Regions from separate parts of the Homo sapiens genome. Here regions 2 and 3 are each linked to region 1. A link is a contact called in ENCODE Hi-C or POLR2A ChIA-PET data. All regions are on one chromosome and are shown on one strand. Each heading gives the region's core, a stretch centred on a gene start or an enhancer-like site at or near the end of the contact. The rest is flanking DNA. Distances are from core to core; before and after follow the strand shown. Region 1 overlaps LOC107984486 (a long non-coding RNA gene). Region 2 has its middle 90 kb from the start of BCL2L14. Region 3 overlaps ETV6 (ETS variant transcription factor 6).

Region 1 (2,700 bases), core at 53-2,552:
TGTCGTGACAATTAAATGAGATAATATATGTAAAGCACTTTAACACAGTGCAAGGCACATTGTAAGCTTTAATAGGTGTAAACTATTATAATTATGCAGCAAGAGACCTAGTGTAATCAGCACTTGATATATGTTTGGTAAGTTTGTTTGTGTGAGACAGTGTCTCACTCTGTCACCGACACTGGTGTGCAGTGATCATAGCTCACTTGCAGCCTCGACCTCCCAGGATCAAGCTGTCCTTCCACCTCAGCCTCCCAAGTACTATACTCCCTGGGACTATAGGCGCACACCTTCACACCCCGCTAAATTGTTTTGTATTTTTGTAGAGAAAGGGTCTCACTGTGTTTCTCAGGCTAGTCTTGAATTTTTGGGCTCAAGCGATCCACCCACTTCAGCCTCCCAAAGTGCTGGGATTATAGGCATGAGCCACCGTGCCCAGCCTAAGTATGTTGATGAATTCATCTTATTCAGATGATCTTAACTTCCCATTAATTTTTGCTATGTACATTCTTATGCCACCCTTCCTCCAGACAGGCTGACTGCTTTGGTTTTCCATGAATATATCTTTCACTTTTCTTGCCTTTGATAATGGTTTCCTATTATAATTTATAATTCATCACATGAAATAGTAGGTACTATATCATTTCTAGAATGTCATAATTTCTCTTTCCTGCCAATCCAGATTCTTTCCATTTTTTAAGGTCTCTCCTAAACGTTGGCTTGGTGACACTTTCCCTCATTACTTCTGTACTTATCAGTGTCTCATTTTTCTGAACCAATTACCCTTGGCTTAGCACTTGATGCCATTAATCTGTCAGGTACACTTAGCTGCTGTTTCCTGTATATTCATTTTGTGTCTTCAGCTCAAATGAAAACAGTCCTCAATCCAGCCTTGTTTCAGAACATGCAGTAAATATATAGTGACTATTAAATCTATTAGATCCAACATTCTAGAATAATTTTTCAGGTCTACAGCCTCTTATCAAAAGACTGGCCTATGAGGGTGGGCAGAGGGTTTGGGAATAAGAAGTTCCTGCTGCATTGGACAAGGTCCTTTCGCCTCTGGGCCATGTTGTCAGCGAAGTACTTAAGCACAGGGGCTCCGAAGGTGAGGGGCTGGGAGTAGACCATCAGACCATCCCTGACACAGACAGGAAAGTGTCCCCATTCAAATCTCATTCTTGCTGTGACAGGCTTTGCCTTTAACTAGTTTCTCAAACTTCTTGTACTTTTACACAACATTTGCCCTACTGAGAAACTGGCTTTGCGTGAAACTTCCCATGGCTTGAAGCAAGTCCCCATGACGGTGTTTGCATACCACTGGGGTTTTGTTCCTCCCACACATGCCAATAAAGATGAAGTGGCACTAAGATGACGTGATATGAAGGACATCACTGCAGCCTGCAAAGCAGAGAATGTTTGAACTATGTCAAAGAGTCATACCAGGGTTTCACAATTACAGAAAAGGCCAAGAAAGACTAGTCAAGAATGCAAGGTGAATAACGTTGTCTCTGCTCCAGTTCTCACGGGTGCTGTAGCCCCCACTGAACGCCCATTTCTCTGCACTCCTGTAGTACATATCATCTGGACTACACAATTCAGTCCTGCATTATACAGTGTCCTTCAAAAATTGCTTTGTGTGTTGTGTTCTCCCAGCTAGTTGTAAGTTCCTGAGAATACAGACCACATCTTATACTTCCTTGCTATTGTATATAGAGCCTTGCAATACCATTTAACTCAGTGTTGGGCACAATAAAATTCTCAACAGTAAATGTTGATGGATTTGGTTTTGGAAATGTAAATTTATAAAAAGTGGCCCTGCAAAGGAGAATGAGAAGACTCACTTCCTTTTGAGGGCTGTGGGCCTGGGAGTCCCATCGTCATTTGCAGTGTTGCCAGCAGCAGCAGCCTTCTTTCACAGGACAGGGAGTCAGTACAGCACCAGTAAGACACGTGGTTTCATTGCTTTCCCACTCAGAAGAAGACCACTCAGCACAGTGCCGGAGACCCTGCCCTGATTCCCCTTTCTCCTCCCAACCACAAAGGCCATGCAGGTAGAACTTGAGGGGCATCAGAGATTATCTGACTGAACTCCCTTGTTTTGTAGATGAGGAAACAAGGCAAGAGCAGCTGAGGGTGGTGGAAAGCATATGCATGGGCTTTGGAGTTAGGCAGTACTGGACTCTAATCCCAGTGCTGTTACCCTTTAGCTGTGCGATTGTGGGAGAGTCTGTTAACATCTCAGAGCCTTGATTTCCTCATCTTTAAAGTGTAACAATGGCGACCCACAGGAAATGTTGTAAAAACTCAGGGAAATAATATATGCAAACACAGTGCTTGGCAATAATAGATGCTCAATACCTGTTGGGCTCTCTATTTTCCTTCTCTTGAGTCTCCTGCCCAAAGTCATAAAACAATTTAGTGCTAGCCTCTCCTGTTTTTCAAGCTGTTTTCTTTCAATCAGGTACTAAAGCTAACCTCCTACCCACTAGAAAATTAGGATCAACCATTAACACATTTTTTAATGCTGAAATTTATAACAAAATTTTTAATGCTCACCAGACGTGGTGGCTCATGCCTGTAATCCCAGCACTTTGGGAGGCCAAGGCAGACAGATCACCTGAGGTCGGGAGTTCGAGACCAGCCTGACCAACATGGAGAAACCCTGTCTCTACTACAAATACAAAATTAGCCGGGCGT
Region 2 (2,806 bases), core at 306-2,805, 600 kb after region 1:
TAAACGAACAGCATGACTTTATATCTGTAAAGGGCACTAAAAATAAGTTTTGCATGTATTTCAATCCCCTGCCCCTAAATTTTCTTTGAAGAATTTTTTTTTGTTCTTCCATGGCTTAAAATTTCTGAAAAATAAATGTATCTAGTCTGTTCCTTTGTTCTTGCTGCCTGGTAGCTTGTGTTCTATTCCTGTGAAGTTTAGGGGTATGAAATAAACTGTTCTTTTAGCTTAACTGATACAGAAGGCTTAACTCTCTCAAACGCCTCACATTTACCTGCGGTTGTCTAGAGAGCAAAAGATGGGGGATGAGTGTTCTGTCAATGGTTTTAACCAAGTTGAGCTCCTTCATTTCTTTCCAGCTTAGTTTCCATGAGGGCCTGCCAGGTACAATAACATACAGCAAGGACTAAAGAACCATACAGCTAGACAGTAATTTGTCTTCATGACATCACTGAGAGACATTCAGGCAAAAAGGCTGTTACTAGTGTGGGGGCATTGGCAAGAGGATCAGCTTTTGAAGTCTGGACAGTGTGGTTGGGGGCCAACAGTCTTGGGCTCTGCCACCAATTCTGTGGGGCCATGGGCAGGTTGCTCATCCTCTCTGAGGCCTCCATCTATTCACTGAAGGATAAAGATATTGACACAATCTCCATGGTCCTCCTAGGCTTTAACATGCCATGCATCTATTTATCTTGGGAAGATACATTATGAAGTCAGAAGGTCAGAGGATGGATAGAAGGTTATATGTATGGTAGAGTTGGAATTTCTTGTTTCTGAATGGCACTGTGGTCTTTTGGGTAAGCATGTTCTTTGCTGGGCGGTCTTGATTTTCTATGGGGAGGATTGAAAATCCAAGGGAAAGGAAAAGAGGGTTGACAGAAGAGAATGACTTCTTCCGGTGCCAAAAAAGCTCTGTTCCATAGCAGTAATAATTTCAACAACTGCTGTATCCTGTGTGACCTTGGTATCTCTTGGGGGGTAGAGTTGGAGAAGGAATGGTTCCTCAGTTTCTGATGCTGTTTTGTTGGCTTATTTCCTTCAAAAGCCTTCCCTTGAAAGCCTGGCTTAGTTTACAGTCAGCCAGCCTGACACTGGCTCTGAGCTAGTCCTGACCCATTCTGATAATGCCTAGGCCCCTCCCCACTGCCATGGTGATGGAGATGGGCTGAGGAGCTGGGTGGCATTTCTATCCTAGTGATACAAGAGTCCGTAGGGTTCTTTTGCCCTTCCAGAAATGACGCCAAGGGCAGGATTCCCAGGCGGCCACCAGGGAGCCAGATCTTGTTTTGTCTCCAGCTTGGTTGGCAGACTTAAGAGGCTGAGATGAGCATCTGAAGTTCGGAGTGCTTCAGGCTGATTCAAAACTTAAGCTGGGTTCTTTAAAATTTTGAGTGAATTGTCACCAACGTGCAAAATGTACATACGTGCTCTTTCAAAAATGACTAATCTCCACCCAACCACACTATTTCCTTTCTTGCTGCCCACATTTTAACACCACAAGGGTGGTTCTATTTATTGTCAATAAGGCACTGCTTAGATTTCTTAGATCTGAAAATGAAAATAAATGCCTCAGTTTGTATATGAAGTGACGTGAGTTATTATGCATGCAGAAAGTAATTGTGAAAAACTGGAAATAACCTAAACTTCCATCAATGGGGTGTTGGTTAAGTAATTTATGGTAATTTATAAATGAAATATAAGGCAGAATTTAAAATGATGATATAGACATATCTTTGTTGATGAGGAAAATTGTTCTAATGTGAAAAGTGGTATGTAATAGATGACCCCATTTTTGCAAAAATAAATAAATAAATAAATTGCATATACTGTAAATTTGAAAAAAATCTGTAAGCGAGAACTCACCTAGGCATTTGTAGTTGAGAGATGAGAACAAGAATTTCTGGTGTTCAAATGGCCTTAACATTTTCTCAGAGCCTTAAAATTTTCACGACACTGTTTAGGTAGCAGCACCTTGATTTCCAATGCCCAAAGTAGTCCATGTATAAAGGATTTGAATGGCAGCTAATTAGGGGTGATGGGGTTTTAGATGGTTGTGTTTTCTACTCACTAGATTGATTCCCCCCACACACAATAAGCATGTATTGCCTTTGAAATATAATAGTAAACATAAGATAATCAGGAGAACATCCTTTGCTTGTTATGTTTTGGTTGAAATTAATTTAAACCTCGTATAGTTCAAACTGCTACATCTCCTTCCTCCCCTCACTCCCCTTTTGTCTCTAAGTTCTTTATACTCAGTTATTTTGCATAATCGTGTCCCCTTCCAATTAATGGTGATGTCTTGACACATCGCAGGTTGGGAGGAACTTTCCAAAAAGAAAACTTGTTCTTTCTCTATTTAGCCTTATAATGCTGACTTCTTGGCATTCTGGCTCACCTGCAGGGGTTGTGCATGTGGTCTGGGAAGCCAAAGGAGAAAATCAGAAGTAGTCAGAAGAGGAACTGGTCAAGATTTAACCAGTGGAGATTTAACCATCACAGTGGATAATAGAATTGCTATTCTCAATTCATCACAGCACTTAAAGAGAATTATTCATCAACACCCTTGCTGTGACCTCATGGTGGGAGGAGTGTCCTTCTTGCCCCTTAACTTTGGGTTTGGCCAAAAAGAATACTTGTTAGATGTGATGGCAGAGGCTTGAAAAGAGCTTGCGCATTAAAGCTTGATCTTTTTGTATCTCAGTGACCATGATGGGAAGAACTTTCCCCAGGCAGCTGTTATCCACTCAGCTTAGGCCCAGAATGAACACGCTTGCCTACAGCTCAACCTATAGGCTGGAGCTAA
Region 3 (2,700 bases), core at 120-2,619, 850 kb after region 1:
CAGTTCTTGTTTTCGTTTTTCACCATATAGTGCAGTAAAGGGGAAAAGGGTAGACAAAAAAACAAGAAACCAGAAATATTACTTTGCAGAGACATTTCCACGTACCTCGAACTGCACTAGTTCTGCGACTGTGTGCTCAGTGTTGTCTTCTACCAGGTGATGCTAAAGATTTGCACTGAGCCATGCACACACTGCTGTCTAGGTCAATTCTTAAGGTAGCTGCCTAGATTTAAGGTAAGGACTGCAGGGTGGAACATCTTCTCTTTATGCAGAGCTACCTGAACTGGTCGCCTTCTTGGGTGACCCAACCATGCTGGTTTGTCTGGGACTGAAGGGGTTCCGGGGATGTGGGGTTTTCAGTACTAAAACTGAAATCCCAGGGAAACTGGGACAAGCCGGTTACCCTACTGCCTTCAGTAGGATCACATTTTCAACTGAGCTAATACATACAGACAGACAAAATGCATTTAGCTGGAAGTTTTAGCTGGTAGAATACCAGCTAAATGGTAGTTAACATTTTAATTTTTTAAGAAAATTAGCAAGATGCAAATTAATGACTATGAAGGGCTTTGAGCCCTTGGGGAGGAAGGTATTCTCAAAGTAGGAAGTGTTAAGTTCATAAAAGAAACAATATGAGAAGGCAGTGGGGCTTTTTCATACCTAACAAGTATGACTAAACCTGTAAACACTTCCTGTTCCGTCCCATGTTTTTCTGAAATTCGCTTTTCCTTAAAGGCCAATAAGACAGAAGAAAAAAAATTATTCTTTCTCTTCTCTTCTTAAGAATAACAGTGGGAAATTTCAAACCTCCAAAGACGTCTAAAAGTTTAATAAGCTCTTGCTTTTATATATAAATATTAAGGAGAAACAAACAACACTCACTTTTCTCCATAAGCATCCTGCATTCTTACTACATGAAATTTTGAGTACGTAGAAAACCATCTGATCAGGGAAGACAAATACTCACACTTAAGTAGCACTGACTTACTCCTCCACCTAGTTATATTTTCAATACAAAAATTTTTGCTTTAATTAAACACTGTGTTAGGTGCTGACAATGCAACACCGAATAAGAAGGACATACCTTTATTTCATACATCACAGTATCCTAAAGATCAAAACCTGCCTTTCTAGACTTAGTCATGACTCTTCTTATTGCAGTGGAGAAAGAGGGCTGCCCCTAACAGCAAAGCTCACACTTAAAATCATTTCTCCCCAGCAGCACTTCCCATTCACAAAGAGCAGTGCTACAAAAGGCAGCCTCACTTTCACCTGTTCTGGGTCACCAACTACACTGGAGGGGCTTGGCCTAGAATCGGGTAGAGGGGATGTGAAACCAAGGAGGGGGTTACACTGGGGAACATGTCACTGGGCCTCTACTCACAGAAACAGCTTAAAGCCACCTGTACCCACATTTGGGAAACGTGTGTCTCTGGTCTCCTGGAGGCATAAATTGAACATTATAATATTCTAGGGAAGAGCAAACAGCAACCCACTGAGGGGTCTTGGGCCATGGGAAAGTCTTCCATTCCTCTACTTCTGCTCTAAAGGGTTGATTGTTGTACACTCCAAAGCAAAAGAGGAAAATCAAACCCAGCTCAGAAGTCCGCCCACATTCTGCGGTGGAGAGAGTTGCCAAAACCATTCTCTGCACCTGTAGGATGAAGTCGCAGGTTCACAGAGCAGGGACAACTGTCAGATGTCCACCCCGCAACATGGCTCCCTCACAGGAGAGTCCACAGTTATGGACCTAGGTTCTCTGCTGGGCTGCGCTGGACAACCCGTCCTTAGAACTCTAAATCCTGCCTTTGCACAGGCTTCCTTGGAGCTCTCTGAGGCCTTGGTGACTTGCACCTTTGTGCACACTACAATTGGCTTCCTTGAGCTTGGCAACCCCAGAGCAGCAGCCTCATTGGACTTCTGTTTGTACAGGACTTGTCAAGCAGGTTATGCTGCTTTTCTGCCACCTTTCTTTCCAGACACCTCTAAAATGTAAAGTTATCAGGAAATAAGAGAGGGATAAGGTTTTCTCACCACAATCCCAGAGGCCTACAAAGGCTGCCTAGACCGTGGGCTTTGCTGAAGGCCTGCTGCTGGTCTCTTAAATGGTGAGGCATGTTTTTTAAGGATTGTAGAGGAAGAGTTGTCAAATATAAGGTCAGAGTCAAATGCACTGTGTTTCTATCATTACTGCTGGCCTCTTTACAGAGGGAGTAAAATGCACCCCTCGACGCTGGCAGCAAGTCCTCTGGTTGCATCAATAATTTTCGCTTGCACAGAAAAATCCCCCAGTAACGCATAGATGGTCATGAACTCCCCTTTCTATTTTGCAGACCTAGAAAGCGTGGTAGAGAGAAATTAAATGCCTTTGTGAATCAGCAAAAAACACATAGGGATAAAACCCAGGACAGCTGGTCTACCTGCTTTAACCCATGCATTCAGCACACCATGGGGAAAATAGTTATTTTTTCACTACAAAAGAGGTGACCTTCTACTTCAGACATGTAAGATAAAAAAATTTTTTAAAGATACGGTTGTTTTGTTGAGAGAACAATCAATAAAATAGTAATGCCCAGTACAGTTTTATCCAGAGGTCAAGGTAGTATCTAACCAAGGTCAAGACTGTATTGAGTCAAGAGTTCAAAGGCCACTATCTTCCCCATAGTATGAGTCAGTCAAACTGAGATTGCTTCAAGGTTA

The links. Hi-C counts contacts between places; a loop is a spot of excess contacts on that map. ChIA-PET counts read pairs that join two places held with the same protein, here RNA polymerase II (POLR2A). Pooled maps may share reads with other maps.
Region 2: a map with no recorded cell type shows a loop between it and region 1 (8-fold over the local background). The contact joins two enhancer-like sites. A Hi-C loop is called at or near these places in 2 of 37 single-sample maps with no recorded cell type and 3 of 50 pooled maps. POLR2A ChIA-PET finds 5 or more read pairs at or near these places in 2 of 52 experiments (WTC11 and activated T-cell).
Region 3: a pooled map shows a loop between it and region 1 (5-fold over the local background). The contact joins two enhancer-like sites. A Hi-C loop is called at or near these places in 1 of 37 single-sample maps with no recorded cell type and 2 of 50 pooled maps. POLR2A ChIA-PET finds 5 or more read pairs at or near these places in 1 of 52 experiments (GM12878).

What each region holds. Positions count from the first base shown.
Region 1 is chr12:12,581,754-12,584,453 of GRCh38, reverse strand. All of the region lies in intron 1 of LOC107984486 (a long non-coding RNA gene), which reads left to right. Among named protein-coding and RNA genes, the nearest start is that of DUSP16, 20 kb to the right of the region's middle. RefSeq lists an enhancer at 952-1,011. Within about 2 kb of position 1,302, at least 8 of the 41 ENCODE cell types and tissues checked have a DNase peak (open chromatin) inside an H3K27ac peak, as active enhancers do; they include GM12878, where a contact is called at or near this core.
Region 2 is chr12:11,979,985-11,982,790 of GRCh38, reverse strand. No RefSeq gene overlaps it. Among named protein-coding and RNA genes, the nearest start is that of BCL2L14, 90 kb to the left of the region's middle. Within about 2 kb of position 1,555, at least 5 of the 41 ENCODE cell types and tissues checked have a DNase peak (open chromatin) inside an H3K27ac peak, as active enhancers do.
Region 3 is chr12:11,729,605-11,732,304 of GRCh38, reverse strand. All of the region lies in intron 1 of ETV6 (ETS variant transcription factor 6), which reads right to left. Among named protein-coding and RNA genes, the nearest start is that of ETV6, 81 kb to the right of the region's middle. RefSeq lists enhancers at 1,440-1,539, 1,780-1,889. Within about 2 kb of position 1,369, at least 22 of the 41 ENCODE cell types and tissues checked have a DNase peak (open chromatin) inside an H3K27ac peak, as active enhancers do; they include GM12878, where a contact is called at or near this core.